4 separate regions of the Homo sapiens genome follow, and regions 1, 2 and 3 are each linked to region 4. The links are chromatin contacts, found by Hi-C or POLR2A ChIA-PET in ENCODE. All regions are on one chromosome and are shown on one strand. The core of a region is the stretch at or near the end of the contact, and the rest is flanking DNA. Distances in the headings are between cores, read along the strand shown. Region 1 holds the start of VSIR (V-set immunoregulatory receptor). Region 2 holds the start of PPP3CB-AS1 (PPP3CB antisense RNA 1). Region 3 holds the start of ANXA7 (annexin A7). Region 4 holds the start of MCU (mitochondrial calcium uniporter).

The links. Hi-C counts contacts between places; a loop is a spot of excess contacts on that map. ChIA-PET counts read pairs that join two places held with the same protein, here RNA polymerase II (POLR2A). Pooled maps may share reads with other maps.
Region 1: a loop to region 4 is called in a map of CD8-positive, alpha-beta T cell, with 8 times the contacts of the local background. The contact joins the promoter of VSIR here to the promoter of MCU in region 4. A Hi-C loop is called at or near these places in 1 of 168 maps with a recorded cell type or tissue (CD8-positive, alpha-beta T cell) and 7 of 50 pooled maps. POLR2A ChIA-PET finds 5 or more read pairs at or near these places in 1 of 52 experiments (WTC11).
Region 2: a loop to region 4 is called in a map of CD8-positive, alpha-beta T cell, with 10 times the contacts of the local background. The contact joins the promoter of PPP3CB-AS1 here to the promoter of MCU in region 4. A Hi-C loop is called at or near these places in 1 of 168 maps with a recorded cell type or tissue (CD8-positive, alpha-beta T cell) and 8 of 50 pooled maps. POLR2A ChIA-PET finds 5 or more read pairs at or near these places in 3 of 52 experiments (MCF 10A, OCI-LY7 and WTC11).
Region 3: a map of CD8-positive, alpha-beta T cell shows a loop between it and region 4 (3-fold over the local background). The contact joins the promoter of ANXA7 here to the promoter of MCU in region 4. A Hi-C loop is called at or near these places in 1 of 168 maps with a recorded cell type or tissue (CD8-positive, alpha-beta T cell), 1 of 37 single-sample maps with no recorded cell type and 6 of 50 pooled maps. POLR2A ChIA-PET finds 5 or more read pairs at or near these places in 2 of 52 experiments (BJ and activated CD4-positive, alpha-beta T cell).

Annotation. Positions count from the first base shown.
Region 1 is chr10:71,771,189-71,775,048 of GRCh38, forward strand. VSIR (V-set immunoregulatory receptor) reads right to left here and starts at 2,332. Exons shown (of 7, transcript NM_022153.2): 1 at 2,170-2,332. The coding sequence starts at 2,251. All of the region lies in intron 38 of CDH23 (cadherin related 23), which reads left to right. RefSeq lists silencers at 2,132-2,211, 2,232-2,561.
Region 2 is chr10:73,493,002-73,497,287 of GRCh38, forward strand. PPP3CB-AS1 (PPP3CB antisense RNA 1) reads left to right here and starts at 2,751. Exons shown (of 5, transcript NR_132104.1): 1 at 2,751-2,816; 2 at 3,141-3,482. PPP3CB (protein phosphatase 3 catalytic subunit beta) reads right to left here and starts at 3,023. Exons shown (of 14, transcript NM_021132.4): 1 at 2,804-3,023. The coding sequence starts at 2,888. RefSeq lists enhancers at 2,090-2,549, 3,040-3,229 and a silencer at 2,610-2,959.
Region 3 is chr10:73,411,931-73,415,855 of GRCh38, forward strand. It overlaps ANXA7 (annexin A7), which reads right to left and starts at 2,128. Exons shown (of 13, transcript NM_001156.5): 1 at 2,082-2,128. RefSeq lists enhancers at 1,142-1,261, 1,272-1,351 and a silencer at 1,752-2,311.
Region 4 is chr10:72,690,062-72,693,961 of GRCh38, forward strand. MCU (mitochondrial calcium uniporter) reads left to right here and starts at 2,082. Exons shown (of 8, transcript NM_138357.3): 1 at 2,082-2,240. The coding sequence starts at 2,091. RefSeq lists enhancers at 1,700-1,759, 3,430-3,519 and silencers at 1,960-2,419, 2,510-2,559, 2,580-2,669.

The DNA of each region.
Region 1 (3,860 bases), core at 1,082-3,581, 920 kb before region 4:
AGGCTCTGCTACCCTTGAGATCTGCTGGGTCCTGGTCCCTAAGTGTACCTCTCCACCCATCTCACCCTGAGTCAGGCCCAGGAAAGGGGTATCTTTGGTGTTTCCTGGGCTTCTGAACACCACATTCATCACTACCATTCTCCTCAGTGCTGGCCCAACCCCAAGAGCTGGAGAACAGGCTGGCCCCGGCCACTCTATCTCACTTTCCCTGGCATAAAGGCTTTGACCTTGGGCAACATACCCAGGGCAACCCAGCACCTCGGCAGGCTGGTGATCAATCTTCTCAACTTACAGATCCTGCTGACCATGCCTGCAACCAGGCCTCCCATCTGCTATCTCCCTCAGTGCACACTGTCCTAGGGAGTTGGGTGAATATCTATTATAGTGTGTCCATGTCACAGTTCAGAATCCTGAGGTCCCAGAGCAATTCAAATGCTTCTGGCTCCTTTCAGTGGAAAGCTGCAGCCAGCCTAAATCATCTCCCTGTGCTGGGCCCAGGAAGAGATGACCCTTTAGTATACCATGTTGTTTGAGTAGCCAAGACCTCTGGGAGTAAAGGCCCCTGGCCATATAAGCAATATAGGGGAAGGCGTCCTGAGCTCCTCTTGGGGCCTCTCTGCTACTGGGTGCTCTGCAAGCTGGGTCCCTGTGCCCTGGATCTCTAGAAATGTTTCTCAAATTGGGGCTGCTGAACAGAGGGCAGCCCAGCCAAGTGAGGGCAGGAAGTGGGCAAGAAAGCAGGAAGGGTCTCACAGGGCCACCAGGGAGGGCAGTGCAGGGCAGGTGGCCCATGACAGGTGGGATGCTGGCTTGCCTGCCTGCCACCATCCTCTGTTCCTTCTGGAAGCCATGCCCTGCCATGAGCCATGGCCTTGGTGCTGAGACTGTCCATTCCACCTCCCATTCTCCTCCTCCCTCTGACTGTCACCTTGAGAAGCATCCACCCTGGGGCTTAGGGCAGCTGTGTCTGTGACATGTGGAGCCCTCCTCCTCCTCAGAGGCCCAGGCCAGCCTCCAAGTGCTGAGATAGCCAGCTGCCTGTGGGCACCCAGGTTGCTAAGGTATCTTCCAGGTTCAGCCTCCTCCTCTCCCTCTTATCCTATCACCCTCTCCTTCTATTCCATCCTGCCCACTGGGTCCCTGTGCCAAGCCCTCCACCTCCCTCCTGCCTCCCTCCGAGTCCCTGCATGACTCATACTTTCCCTGGGCCCTCCCTATAAAGTTTGGTTCCACAGGCTCTTTGAAGAGATCCAGCCTCTTCAGCTCTGGGCAGGCAAGAACTAGGCAACCAGGCCATGGGTACCAGGGCCTCTGCCCCCAGCCCGGGAGCCCCTGTGTTGGGGCCAGGATACTATCTGAACATGCTGACAGTCTGGACTTTGGAAGGGGAAAATGGTGCTTCCCTGTGTGGGCTTCTGTGTTTGAGCTGAGGAAACTGAGGCCAGAGAGATGCCGTAATTTATCCAGGGACCCAGAAGGGGCTCATAGCTGAGCTGAAGAGTGTCCCACATCCTCCCCAGTACTCCACACTGGTCCCTGAGTGGCAGCCTTGCTAGGATGGCAGGAATCAGCTGACCACTTATTCCTGGGCCATCAGACCCTTAGAATAGGGACCAGGTGGGCAGTGCTGCCTCTGTGTCTGAAAGTGGACCCACCGTGACCAGTGCCCAGTGCCCACCAAGGCTCAGCCAGGGGTTTCACCAGGGCATGGGGCACTGGCTGAGCATACCACGCCCTCTGTGTCCTCTGCAACACTAGAGCCCTGAGACTAGAGGGGCAGAAAGATGCCAGCTGTCAAAAGCCAGTGATATCCACCAGAACACACTGACCGCCCCCACCCTGTGCCTCTCCTTCTTTGCAGAAGCTACCTGTGCCCTGGGTTCTCTGGGCAGGGAAGGGCTGGACAGGCAGCCCTCAGGGGACAGCCCTGCCTGCCACTTGGGCAGCTGTCAGAGCATGCAGATGTGCCCGATGCCTAGCTGGGGCACTTGGCACAGTTGCCACTGCACCCTGCCTAGGGGTCCCAGCAGCCTCTGGGCGGTGGGTGGAGTGGGGTGCACGGTCACACAGGCTGAGAGGGCCCCCAGGACGCCCCCATCCCACAGTTCCCACTCCAGTCTGCTGTCTTCTCCCAGCTTTTTCCCAGCGCCCCGCCTCCCCCGACCTTACCTAGGGACGCAGCCAGGAAGAGAGCGAAGAGCAGGGATCCCCAGCGCCAGCTGCCGGCCTCCAGGGCCGTGGGGACGCCCATGTCGCCGTCGGACGCGCAGAGGAACTTCTGGTGCCGGGGAGCGGGCGGGACGCGGCCGGCGCGGGGAAGCCTCCCGCGACTGAGTGCGAGCGAGTGAGCGCTGCGGGCGGCCCCAGCGCCGTGCTCCAGGCACCCGCCCCCTTCGCGCAGCGCCCCCGGGGGGCCGTGTGGGGGAACTGCCTCTCCGAGGGCCGCGTGGGAGGGGCTTCCCGGAGGCCGGCCCCGTGGGTGGGGAGCCAGCGTGCGTCCCAGCGAGTCAGCTCCACTTGATCGGCAGTTTAAAGCCCGTTCTACCGTCCCCCAGTCCTTTTGGAGAGAAATTATTATTGCTGCGCAGCCTAAGAAGTAGATCTACCTCTAACAGCGTGATAGACGTTACCATGGCTTGCATCTGCCCTCAGCCACCAGCCTTTGAGTGATCTGGGGACAGAGACTTGTACCCTACATCCTCCAGCCAGACCAGGGCTTGGTATGTGGTAGGCACTCCCAGCTGTGGAATGAGTGAGTAAATGAGTGAATGAATGAAATCTGACATTGTGAAGAGCTAGGCAAGCTGGAGCCAGTTTAACTGTAGATTCAGAGCCTGAGGCACCCTGAGTGCATGCGCGCGCGCACACACACACACACACACACACACACACACACACACAGAACAGGTGCAGGACTACACGCCAAGATCAGCACATCCCTACCCCGGGACACACACAGATATGCAGGCAACACCTGTTGGCGTGCCCCACAGCACATCCTGCAAGCTCCCCTCCGGCAGAGGCCTCAGCTGTCCGCCTGGCTGTGCACCCGCCCTCCCTCCCTGGTGCCTGGATATCTGCAGGACACTCTGATGCACCCTAACTTCTAGTGCCTCTGCTCTTGCACCCACACCCAGCACTGCTGGCACCACTGGAATGTCTCTCCCCTCCTAATTCTTCTCATCCCTCAGGGCTCAGCTCAAGTCCTCCCACTTCACGAAATGTCCTGACCCTTCCTTTTTCCCGGCAAATCCTTACTGTCCACACCCCCTTCAGCTACCACCTCCAGCCTGAGATAACCAGCAGTTGGTTCTTCTTCCGGCTGTTCTGCCCTCCAGAGCGAAACTACAAACCTCTCTCTGATGTTTCTGAGACCCTAGCACAAAGCTGGGCGTGGAGAAGGTTTTACTGCACTTTTATCTGAATGGACAAACCAATGAGTGAGTGAGTGATTGTGTGATGGAGGAGCAGAGGTGATCGTGGCCAGGACCAGGGATCACAGGAGTGGAAGAGCACAGCCATTTTACTCAGTTTACCCCAGTCTAGCTGAAGCTTCCAGGGGTTTTTCTGGCACTTTAGGGATCTTGGGTTAATAGGTGACTCCTAGGCTGAGAGGCAGAGGACACTCAGAGTCTGACTGGGTCAGGAACCAGGGTATCAGGACTCAATGGGAGCCAGGAGTCCTGGGGGCCTTGTGGGTGGCCTGATCCAAGTCACGGGCTCTCTGGAGGCCCTTAGCCCTTGCTCTAAGGGCAGGGAAGGCTACAACAGAGGAAGGCTGAGGCATCATGTTATTACTAAGTGAACTTGTGCAGGCCCAGTCCCCCTGGAGCCAGTGAACTCCCCAGGATGGGAGCCCC
Region 2 (4,286 bases), core at 1,501-4,000, 800 kb after region 4:
GCGGTGGCTCACGCCTGTAATCCCAACACTTTGGGAGGCCACGGTGGGAGGATCATGAGGTCAGGAGTTTGAGACCAGCCTGGCCAACATGGTGAAACCCCGTCTCTGCTAAAAAATACAAAAAATTAACCGGGCATGGTGGCGCGCACCTATAATCCCAGCTACTCGGGAGGCTGAGGCAGGAGAATCGCTTGAACCCAGGAGGCAGAGGTTGCAGTGAGTAGAGATCGCGCCACTGCACTCCACTTGGGCAACAAGAGTGAAACTCCGTCTCAAAAAAAAAAAAAAAATTCCAGGGAGAAAAAGACTACTTGCATTCAATGCCAACAGACAGTCTCCATAATATCACTACTATGAAAATGTATCGATACAAAACTACCACCACATTGTGGACTTAAAAGAAATTTGGATTTTAACAAGTTAAACTTAAGCTGAACTCACATCATTTATCATCAGGCAACCAGTATTCTCTAATATCAGGTATCACATTATAGTATAATTACTGAATAAAAGACAAGGAAGAATCCTGAAGATGAAATTTAAAAGTGAATTTCTGGATCTGTAAGAAAGGTGAATTTCCCAGTAAATGCAGGAGACTCCATGAGCAGTGCAAATTAGTCTGTTACACACCATTTTAAAACATATAATCCATACAGGAATTCCAACTGGTTAACAAATTCCATAAAGAAATGAAAGTTGTCTCTATGAAGAGGGCACAATGAAGCACCAGAAATATGATAACCATAAGCTTTATTTAACTATAATTTTCTATATTAACAAGCTCCTTTCCTATTTATCTAAATCAAATGGCTTTTATTCCACACCAATAACCTGCAAATATGACTGCCTTGGACTCACAACTCACCCCTAAGGAATCTGCCTTATGTTTGGAATCTTATTTTCACTGCATTAAAGCAGTACAGAAAAAACATTACCATATATATGACAAGGAATAAGAAGATTCACAAACGTAAGGATAGCATAAACTCATTGTTCAGGAATGTGATTGGTTACCCCATCTAACAGTCTGGTGAAAAGTGCCCAGGGAAATGAACACACAACACAGAAATACAGTCAGAAAATGAAGAGGTAGCCAATGTCCCGTTCCCACCCCCACAAAACTCCAGGATTTCTTGATAGAATGAATGTCTGCATTACTATTTTTTTTTTAAGATTTCTCTGTATTAAGGATTCCATAAACTCGTTATTCAGCTCATTCCAATGCCTGGCCCAACTGGATATACTACTAACTTAAGCCTAGGTGCAAATCAGTGTTTTGTTTTTGTTTTTGTTTTTGTTTTTGGAGACAGGGTCTGGCTCTGTCGTCCAGGTTGGAGCACACTGGCGCAAATCTCGGCTCACTGCAACTTCTGCCTCTCGGGCTCCAGTGATTCTCGTGCCTCAGCCTCCCGATCCGCTGGGACTACAGGGGCGCGCCACCATGCCCGGCTAATTTTTATTTTTTGTATTTTTGGTAGAGAAAAGGTTTCGCCATGTTGCCCAGGCTGGTCTCCAACTCCTGAGTTCAAGCGATCCGCCTGCCTCAGCATCCGAAAGTGCTGGGATTACAGATGTGAGCCACCACGCCAGGCCAAATTAGTATTATTCTTTTAAGAACCGAAGAAGGCTCAGGTTGAAAATTTTTAATTAAAAAAAAAAAAGAAAAAAGGTTTCCTTGTTTTTAAATATTTTAATGGAAACATATGAGTCAGATTTCAAAAAGTAGGCTAACGGTGTTTAAATACTGTGCCAGTGTATTTGAGAAGCTGAATGAAAACAAAAGTACCTATATTTTAAAAATAAATACAATACAAATAAGGAAAAGTTCATTCTACGATTTCAATTTATCAATCAAGCTACATGGTAAAGAGAATCATTTCAATTGTTTTTCACCTCCACAGCAGTGTTTGAGGTTGGTAGGCTCTCCCAGGAAGCTTGGAATCTTAAGCAACTCTCAATTAGCCCTCAATTTCTCTATTTTAAATTAATCTGCTGACCTGTTGTGGGTAAACATCCATAAATTCTGCCCTGGCTGAGAAACATTTAACTTTTTCGTCTAGGATGAATGTGTGGGTGTGTGTTTGTAAGGGAGGGGTAACTCCTTTTGACCAAAGTGTTGATGGTTTTCTAAGTAAATACTTGCTATCCACAAGAATTTTTTTTTTCGTTTATGCTGCTTTTTCTCCCTTTCTGCACTATAAAGGCTGGCCTTCCAATTCCTGCCCCGACCCTTCACCGTGATCCAATCCCACAAGGTTCCCCTAATTTCTGCTCCGGGTGGCACCTGACGGCCAAAAGTGAACCCCTGCGGTTGTCGCCAGCTAGACGCGGATAGGGCGGACGACTGTCACCGGGGAGCAGGCGTGGGCCAAAGCCGAGGTGATTTCTGACTGCTCACTGGCGGGCCTCGCGTGGCTGAAGGTCTCCGAGCCCCTCGGTTCGCCCCGGCAAGCCAGAAGTGCAGCTGTCGCGGGGCAGGAAGCTAATCGCGGCCCCTGCGCCGCTTTGACAGGCCGAGTGAAGAGAAAACGGGCTCACTGCAGCTAACAGCCTCACCCCTTGGGCTAGGAAGCCACGGAAGCAAAACCTCCGCCCCGGCCTGAAAGCAACCGGGAGACCGCGGAACCACTGCCACCGACTCAGCCCTGCCCAGCAGGGGCCCGCCCAGGGGCCACTCCCCAAGGGAGGCAGCCAGTCACTCGCCCGCCCTTCCGGGCCCACTCCCGAGGGGACGGTCTCCCGCCCGCCCTCACACACAGCTAGCTCTTCAGGCCAGGCCCCCAGGGTTTCGTCCACCTCTCACCTTTGACGACGCGGTCAGCCCCGGGAGGGGGCGGCGGGGGCGGGGGTGGGGGCGGTGCAGCCCGGGCCGGCTCCGGGGCGGCCATGCTGGGCCCGGGGCTCGGCTAGGCTCTGGGCCGGGCGGGGTTGGGGGCGGGGGCGGCGGCTACCAGAGCCAAGCGGCGGCGCCGCCGGGGAACATGGCGGACCCTCTTTCCCTACAGAGGGGCTAAGACCGGCATGCACTGCGCGTGCGGGGGTGGGGGCGGGGTAGGCTCTAGGGACTTGGGCAAAATTACTGAAGCTAGGAGAGAAACAGGACGAGGCCAAGGGATCAGGTTAAAATTCTTTGCATGCAGAATGAAGAATGAGGAGGTGCTGCGATCGAACGACTGCGAGGAAACACACCCGCTCTCATGGCATTCCCAGTAAACTGAGAAGACGTGATTAAACCTCAGGATCTCCTACTAATAGAGAAATGTATAACGATTTAGCTACCAGATCTGAATACTGAAGGGTTGGTAGGGGACCAGAGAATAGAGGAAGCATTGTAGGTTCTAGAGTGGAGAAGGGACCATCCAAAATGGAGTTTGAAAGAGAATTCTGGCCTTTGTGTTTAGAGTCTGGAATTGTCAAGAGTCTGAAAGCACAGAATAAGACTGCAGCTAGAGCAATTTAGGCGCCATAGTTTGTCAAAACAGGTAAGGGGAATAAAGGGGATGACACCAAGAGATGTGCAAAGAATCTGAAGAATTCACCTGAAAAGGATACAACCTCCTCCTGGAAGGCAGAGGAGTAAATAGGGAATTGGAAATTAATTCCTTATTTCTGCACATGCACAGAATCTGGGCCCAGGTGACTTATGGAACCTTTATAGAGACCACGGTGACTGACACTCATGGGAAAGGGGGTAGAGGGGCAAGAACTGACTGTTCATCAAAAATTATTAGATGAGTGTGTCCACGACACCAGGAGATATGTTGAATCATGGACAGGGACCAGCATATCCACTAAGCTCTATATATCTTGATGGTGCAGGATCCAAGTGGGATGGAACAACCAATTCCTGCCCATCCTCCTGCTCAATAATACATGTGCTCAGAATCTGTTCATAATGCATGGTGGTAAGTAAGTAGTAGTCCGAAGGTCCAAGGAGTACCTTTCTACCTCTTCTTTGTGTCAATTTCTATCCTGAGACCCCAGGAAAAGAGGAAGGGAAAGACCCAACAATGGATTTTTTCCAAAAAGGGAACCCACAAGCTATTTTTTAGAGGGAAGAGTCTCGGGAGTGAGGCACAGGTGAAAATGGATCTTTCTGGCATGGAAGGGCCATAACACCACAGGGGAAGGGAAAGGGAGAGGCCCCCACGGAAGGAGAGGAAGGAAGGGACAGGAGGCACGTCACAAACTTATAAGATAGAGGGAAGGCACCTGGAGTACATTGATCAGGAGTGAGTCTGTAAGAAGAGCTTGAATCCCCAGAAAATCTTCCTAAGGAGGGGAGG
Region 3 (3,925 bases), core at 878-3,377, 720 kb after region 4:
ACTGATTTTGACTTATAGAATATCCCTGAAAGGACACTCAAGGAAGTAGAAAACAGTGACTGCTTCCTGGATGAAGAGCTGGGACACAATGGAGAAGACTATTTACCTTTCTTTTTTCTTTTTTTGAGATGGAGTCTCGCTCTGTTGCCAGGCTGGAGTGCAGTGGCACGATCTCAGCTTACTGCAACCTCCGCCTCCGGGGTTCAAGAGATTCTTGTGCCTCAACCTCCTGAGTAGCTGGGACTACAGGCGCCTGCCACCACGCCCGGCTAATTTTTGTATTTTTAGTAGAGACGGGGTTTCACCGTGTTAGTCAGGATGGTCTCGATCTCCTGACCTCGTGATCCTCCCGCCTAGGCCTCCCAAAGTGCTGGGATTACAGGCGACAGCCACTGCGCCCGGCCGAGACTTACTTTTCAATGTACTTTAGCCCTTTTAGAATTGTACATATATCATTTATTCAAGAGGCAGATTTTAAACGTTTTTGTAAAAAGCTAAATAACACCCAGAGTGACTCAAAAAATTTCTCAACTTTGCCCAAGTGAATAGTAAGTCTAGAGTTTTTTGGGTTTTTTTTTTTTTTGTGACAGAGTTTCTCTCTGCCGCCCAGGCTGGAGTGCAGTGGCGATCTTGGCTCACTGCAACCTCTGCCTCCCGGGTTCAAGCGACTCTCCTGCCTCAGCCTCCAGAGTAGCTGGGATTACAGGCGCGCGCCACCACGCCCAGCTAATTTTTGTATTTTTAAGTAGAGACGGGGTTTCACCGTGTTGGTCAAGCTGGTCTCAAACTCCTCCTGACCTCGTGAATCTCTCGCCTCGGCCTCCCAAAGTGCTAGGATTACAGGAGTGAGCCACCGCGCTCGGGCTTTTTTTTTTTTTTTTTTAAACATTCTCTGTTAGCAATCACTTTTAAAAGACTAGAAAATCATTTTTGGTTTTCCAAACCACCTCCACCCAGTGAGTCAGTTAGTAAAAGGGCTGGGTCTCACCGTTTCTCATTGATGGCATGAAGCCCAGGAACCCAAGAGGCAGCTGTTGCAAATTTATGGGGGAAAAAATACACGAAACAGGAAGGGTGACTGAAGATACGCGCAACAGCGAATACAATTTTGCAAAACCGGCTTCTAGGTATGGTAGGATCATTTAAATCCGTCAGTGATGTGGAGAAAGAACATGGAGGCATGGCTAGTCCTCTGCACGGACAGGTAGGTAGCCAACCACCAGTGAGGACTGAAAGACAGTCCTCACTGAAAAGGACTGAAAGTTTGCAGTGGCCAAAATTATCTCTTTTACCTATTCAGTGCTTGAAACTCTTTCCTTGCCTGGAAGGTAACTCATTACACTCATCATCTAATTCGGACACATTTAGCAGATTAGCTGGCCATCAGCTGGCAAAAATCAGGGCGTTTACGGCAGTCGGAAGACAACAGCGTCATGTCTGTCACTTTACGGTGGACATCAGCCATCTACCTCTGCACCTTGGTTTCCTTGCGCAGTGTTTGCACAGGATGAGCTAATTTCAACACAGATTTGCTGCTGGTCGGGGAACAGCAATCAAATCTGGAATGCTATTCTAGAATAGCTTCCAAGAACTGTAAACGAGAACCAGTGTACGACCTTGGCCTGGCGCATTCTGTCCTACGGTTCACTAAACACAGTAAAAATTTCCCCAAGTTTCCCTAAATTCGCTGTGTCACCGGAAAGTACAGCCACTACCAGCCAGACGGCTTTCAGCACTGCCCGTGCGTTTCCCTACTCAGCCTCCCGCGAGGCAGCTGGGCCACGCTCCGGCCTCAGCCCCTCCACCTGCCCGAGGGCGGGGCGCCACTGGTCCCTGGGATTTCCAAACGGACGGAAGGGCTTCCCGTAAGCCAGGCCGGCCGCCTCACCCACGCCACCCCAACACACCCCGGCCGGCAGCCCGGCTACGAGACGCGCAAACCGAGTCGCCGCCATCCGGGAGGCCCACACTGCCCTCCAGCCGCGCCCCACTAGCACCGGGACAGCAGCGCCCAGAGCTGGCCGAGGGCAAGACCACCGAGGCAGACGAGGTGGGAAAGGGAGGGGGGCGCCGCTCCTCACCTGACCCCAGCAGCAGCGTCACAGCCCAACCCGGTCTCCCGCAAGATGGAGCCGGGGGCGGGCCCAGGGTGGGCGGGGCGTCTCGCGAGCCCGTTAGGATCGCGGCTGCAGCCGGGAACACCCCCGGAGCCGGAGAGGGCGCTGCGGGGAGCGGGCTGTCCCTCAGTCCCGCCCCTAGGCGCCACCTGAGGGAAAAAGACTCTCCCTTCGGGTGGCCCAGCGGATTTTTAATCACATTTATCTGTCGCAAGGACCCTGCACCAATCCCTTTTAAGGCTGCCTCAAGTCACCTAGGAAGTTGCAGCAGTCCTGGGGGTATCCGGGGCCCCTTCAGTGGCGGGCGGTAGAGAAGGGCTGAGACTGGGAGGCTGGTGCAGCCTCCCCGCCTCTGAAATACCGTCCTCCAGGTATTTTCTGGGGACAAAGACGGCGTTTTTTGTTAGCCTCCTGTGAAAGTAATATTTGTGGGAAATCTTAGTTGGAACTGTAGATGAACTAATCAAAATCACTCCCGAAAGGAGTTGTTAGGTGATTTTAGGCTCCCCTCGTGGCTACAGCATTGAACACACATTAGCATTAAACATTTGAGGCAATTACGAGGGCTCAGATCAATATTTTAAACTCGTTAAGGAATTTATATTACAGAGAAAACCAATCAGCTACCTTTTAGAGTGGTAAAAGGTAGCTTCTGGGTGTGGTCCCCCGAACAGCAGCATCACCTGGAAACGTGTTAGTAACGCAGATTATTGAACTCCACCTTAGACCTACTGAATCAAACTCCCCGGGTGGTGCCCAGCAACCTGTTTTAACAAGCCTTCCAGGTGGTTCTGATGCACACTAAAGTTTGCACATCTGATGCACATCAACTTACTTATTCCTCTACACACTTTTCTACCCAAAAGCTTCCTCATGGGGGTGGAATAGAGTGGATTACGATTTTAAATGGGAAGAGCAAGCAAAATATACGTGGCTTCCAAATAGGTGTGTGGAGTGAAAAGTATTTGAGGCAGGTCATTGCCTCATTTAACAATGGTAGACAAAATGCACAACTCTCTAGGTGACCAGCATTAATTCCCCGGCGCCCAACAGTCTGTCTACCTGGAAAATAACAGGACTTTCTGTCCTACCTACCCCAGAGACCTCCAGGATTTAAGCCTTCCCTGAGAAGCCTACTCTGTTCATTCTAGAGTTCCCTTTGTGAGCTCGTTCCAAACCCTCCCTCTGCCTTAAATACCACCATAACAGGGTATTTGCCAAACCTCTTATTTCCAGCCCACTTTCCTGAGCTGCAGGAATAGTCCAATAGTCTACTACGACATTTGCCATTTCATCCTTTCAATTCATCCTTTCTTCCTGGCATAAAAGGCGTTACAGGATCGGAGACCCTTTCCTCCTGCTACCTCTGCTTAGAAAGCACTGCTCATCTTTTAACAATTACTCATCTTAATTAGACTTGTTTTCAAGGTTGCTCATCTCCGTCTTGCTCCAATAAACTCTTCCTGATCTTCTTTTTTGTACTCAACTGGACCATTTTAATTTTTTAATTTTTTTGGAGACAGAGTCTTGCTCTGTCACCCAGGCTGGAGTGCTGTGGTGCGATCTAGGCTCACTGCAACCTCTGCCTCCGGGGTTCAAGCGATTCTCATGCCTCAGCCTCCCGTGTAGCTGGGAGGCATGTCACCACGCCCAGCTAATTTTTTTGTATTTTTAGTACAGATGGGGTTTCGCCATGTTGGCCAGGCTGGTCTCGAACTCCTGGCCTCAAGCGATCCACCTGCCTCAGCCTCCCAAAGTGCTGGATGTATTACAGGCATGAGCCACCATACCTGGTCAACATCTCTGAA
Region 4 (3,900 bases), core at 832-3,331:
GTAGGATGAAAACTTTTGCTAATACTGCCCATTTCATGTTTGTGCACTTAAAAGTATTATTTACTTAGTTCTTTTGCTAATGCATATGAGTAAATCTCACTGCAGGATGCACATCTAATTTTCATGCTTGGAAAAATAGAGTAAAGGCAATTCTAGTAAAATTTCTTAAAGTGGAAAGTGGAAATGGAGCAATCCTGATTCATAGCTAGATCTGGTGACAGCACAGAAAATAAAAACAAAACTAAAATCCATGGTGATCTCTGTAAGAAGGCATGAAGGGGTGAGAGAGAAAATGGCACAGCATGGGTAAATACATCAAATGCAGTTGGGATAAATATAGATGGGTGGAAAATAATTGTAAGGGAAATTGTTCCAGGAATGTCATGGATTTCCAACTAGGGGGATTACTGTGTGCAGCTGTTGAATGGGGGCTCATTCTTGAGGTCTCAAGTTCCACCTGTTGGGCAATAAAGCCTTTTGAGTGAGTGACATGATATCTACCCCGGAGAAGCCAATCATCTCACTGTTTTGGTGTAGGTGGGGCATAAGGATTAAACAAACAAAAAACTTCCACGTCATTTTTTAGCTATTCTTGGCCAAGAAGGTACCATTTCAGTCAAACTTTAAAGAATATTCTTAGAATAAGTGATAACATTTTCTTCGTATTTATGTGTGTGTTTTGTTTTTGTTTTAAATTTATCATCTAAGGCTACACTACAAAGATGTTTTCCAAAATTTAAAATAATGCTTGTATTTGCTTCCCAAACTATTTTCCTGCTCCAGATTTTAAAAAGAGGTGTGAGAATTTAATCAGCTCATAATAATAAACAGCTAGCAAGGAAATACTCTTCTAAGGAAATTCAGGACCCAAAATCTTTCTTAGGCAGTATTCAAGGAGCCCTCATTGTGAGTTTAAGTGGAAAGAAGTGTTTTTCAAGAGAAAGTGTTTGTTATTCCAAAGCGTATTCTGATAACTATTTCGGCAAAATTATGAAGCATCATTAAAATAGCCTTTTACATGAATTTTTTTTTTTTTTTTTGAGATGGAGTCTTGCTGTGTCGCCCAGGCTGGAGTGCAATGGCCCGATCTCGGTTCACTGCAAGCTCCGTCTCCCGGGTTCACACCATTCTCCTGCCTCAGCCTCCGGAATAGCTGGGACTATAAGCGCCCGCCACCACGCCTGGCTAATTTTTTGTATTTTTAGTACAGATGGGGTTTCACCGTGTTAGCCAGGATGGTCTCGATCTCCTGACCTCGTGATCCGCCCGCCTCTGCCTCCCAAAGTGCTGGGATTACAGGCGTGAGCCACCGCGCCCGGCCTTACATGATTTTTTATTACGTTATTAATGTGTTCTGTTTCTGTAAATGCACACAAAGTCAAATATGATAAAATAGTGCTGTTTCTGGAGAGTGTGAGAATATCCGTATAAAGGTGCTGTAAAAATGAATTGGGTATTTGAGATGTATACACGTCAGTTAATTCACTCTGAAGGCATGTACTCATTCTGGGACTTTGATATTGTAATCGTTCTACCTCTCCTATATTATGCTACGCATCACAGTCATTAGATCACTCCGTGATGTAGAGTTAATTTCAGCATATCTAAATATTATCAGTTATGAATGATAATTCTAGGCGTGTAGTTGAGAGTTACAGCATACACCGTTAATGGTTATTAATTTGGTGCCTATTTTGCCAACTTAGAACACTCACTTAGAACTCAACTTCGAACAAAGCTTTTCACAAATATCTATATCCCCCGTTACTCTTATCATAGCTCTATTGTTGGTGAAGATTAGCCGAACTGAACATGCCATCTCTATTGCTGTTATTTTCACGGGTTTGGGTGTCAATTATGGGTTCCCTAGAATTTGCCCGTAATTGACTATGTCCCACTATAGGTAACTCTGGAAGGGACTGGCAGCTTCCAGTGTGGTTCTCCCGCCTGTCGATTGGACCTTGCAGGAAGCCCCGCCTCATCAACTCAGTCAAGGGCTTTAGTTGGCCCGGCGTCGGTGAGTGGCGGGTCTTAGCTCCGCCCTGGCCGTCCGCTGCGCTGCCTGGGTCGGCGCCGTTTCCAGTTGAGAGATGGCGGCCGCCGCAGGTAGATCGCTCCTGCTGCTCCTCTCCTCTCGGGGCGGCGGCGGCGGGGGCGCCGGCGGCTGCGGGGCGCTGACTGCCGGCTGCTTCCCTGGGCTGGGCGTCAGCCGCCACCGGCAGCAGCAGCACCACCGGACGGTGAGCGAGCGCGCCCGGAGGCTCCGGGGAGGGCGGGGCGGCGCTGGCGTGTGGGAGCCGCCGGCGGGCAGGCCGCCGGGGCAGCAGGCGAGTTACCTCAACTCCCGGCCGCTCCGGAGGTTGCCGGGCACCGAGGAGCCGCCGTGCCCTTCAGGCGCCTGCGGCGGCGACCAGGAAGGGAGGGCGGGCGGGAGGAAGCCGAGAGGAGGAGGAGGGGCGACGGCGGGGATGTTCCCGCAGGACTGGGGACACCAGGGCGGGGAAGGCACGGGACTTGAACCTCTCCCCGACTCGCCCCCAATCGCGTTCCCTCCCTTCTTCGTTCTTAACAGCCCTGCCCCAAGGCTCCCTGAACGGAGCCAGATGGAAGTTGTCCCCTTTCCCTCCTCCTCCGGGCGGGTTGGGGAGTTCTGAGTTGCCGCGGCCGCCTTGTGTGTGCCAGGAGAGTGGCAGTGCCATGCTGCTGGGAGCTGCCCCGGAGAGCAGCCCAGGACCCCGGCGGGGCCGCCCCTCGTCCTCTCTCGTCCCCGAGGGGTCGGGCAGGAAGGAAAATCAAACTTTATTCCCCTCTGTGACTTCCTCTGTGTGTGTGCATGGGGAACCGGCTCCCTCGAGATGGATGCTGCATTGCTTCAGGAGGCAAGCTTCATCCTCTTGGGTCCTTAAAGGTGCTTTTGGGGGTCCTTTCGAGGGCTACTGTATAAGCGTGTTCACGCGTGCCTGAAGCGGGAAGGGTGGTCAGCAGGCACAGGAGAAGCGAATATGGTAAGTTGTTGACAGAGGCAGAGATTTGGTGGTTGTATTAACCAGTTGTTGCTGGGTTTCATTGGCTGGCAGAAAAAGAGGATTTCTGTTTGAACACTCTTGGGTGAGTGTGTGTGTGTGTGTGTGTGTGTGTGAGAGAGAGAGAGACAGAGTGTGAGAGAGATTTCTTTTTTCAATTGCAAGAGATGAATTTGGCATGGAGTTCTTAACCTAACAAGTCAGGAGGTTTCCTTCCCTTGGACTTTCTAGACCTATATGTGTTGGTCTCTGGCCAGCTCTGAGGGAAAGAATGTAGGTTTTATTTGCTGGGGCTGAGTTGTATAGTGTGATTATTGGAGGATCACTGCAAACAGCTTGATAGGAGAAACTACAATAGTACCTTCAACCCTCAATAAACACATCGCCTGCCTTGTTCTGATCATAACTCTTAAGAGGAAACTGAACTGGAGCTCTTCGGAGAGGATACTCCTAAGGCCAATGACAGCATCAAAATCGAGTGCCTGAAAGATCTATGAAAAGACCTAATGCTCTGCAAAAGCAAGGTTGTATTGTTATTATTAGTCATAGGTATGGACCCTATCCTCATTCTTGTGAGAAGATTGTACCTCTTTTTATTTGGCATACTGGCATATTGCTTTGCTGAAGCTTTTGGGTGACAGCCAAGAGCTTTTCCACAGTTCAATTTAATTTGCATGTTTCATAGCCTCTAGTTATGTGTTTTGTTCTCTTAAAAACATAAGGCCACCCCAAATTTTGATTGCATTCCCCTTTCCGTCGAACTACTTAAAGGCTTCCCAAGTTGTCCTTAAGTCCATATTTTGATAAGACATCTTCTGACTTTGCACAGTTTTTAAGACTGTTTGGGTGTGATATTCATTTAGCATTTTAAAAAATT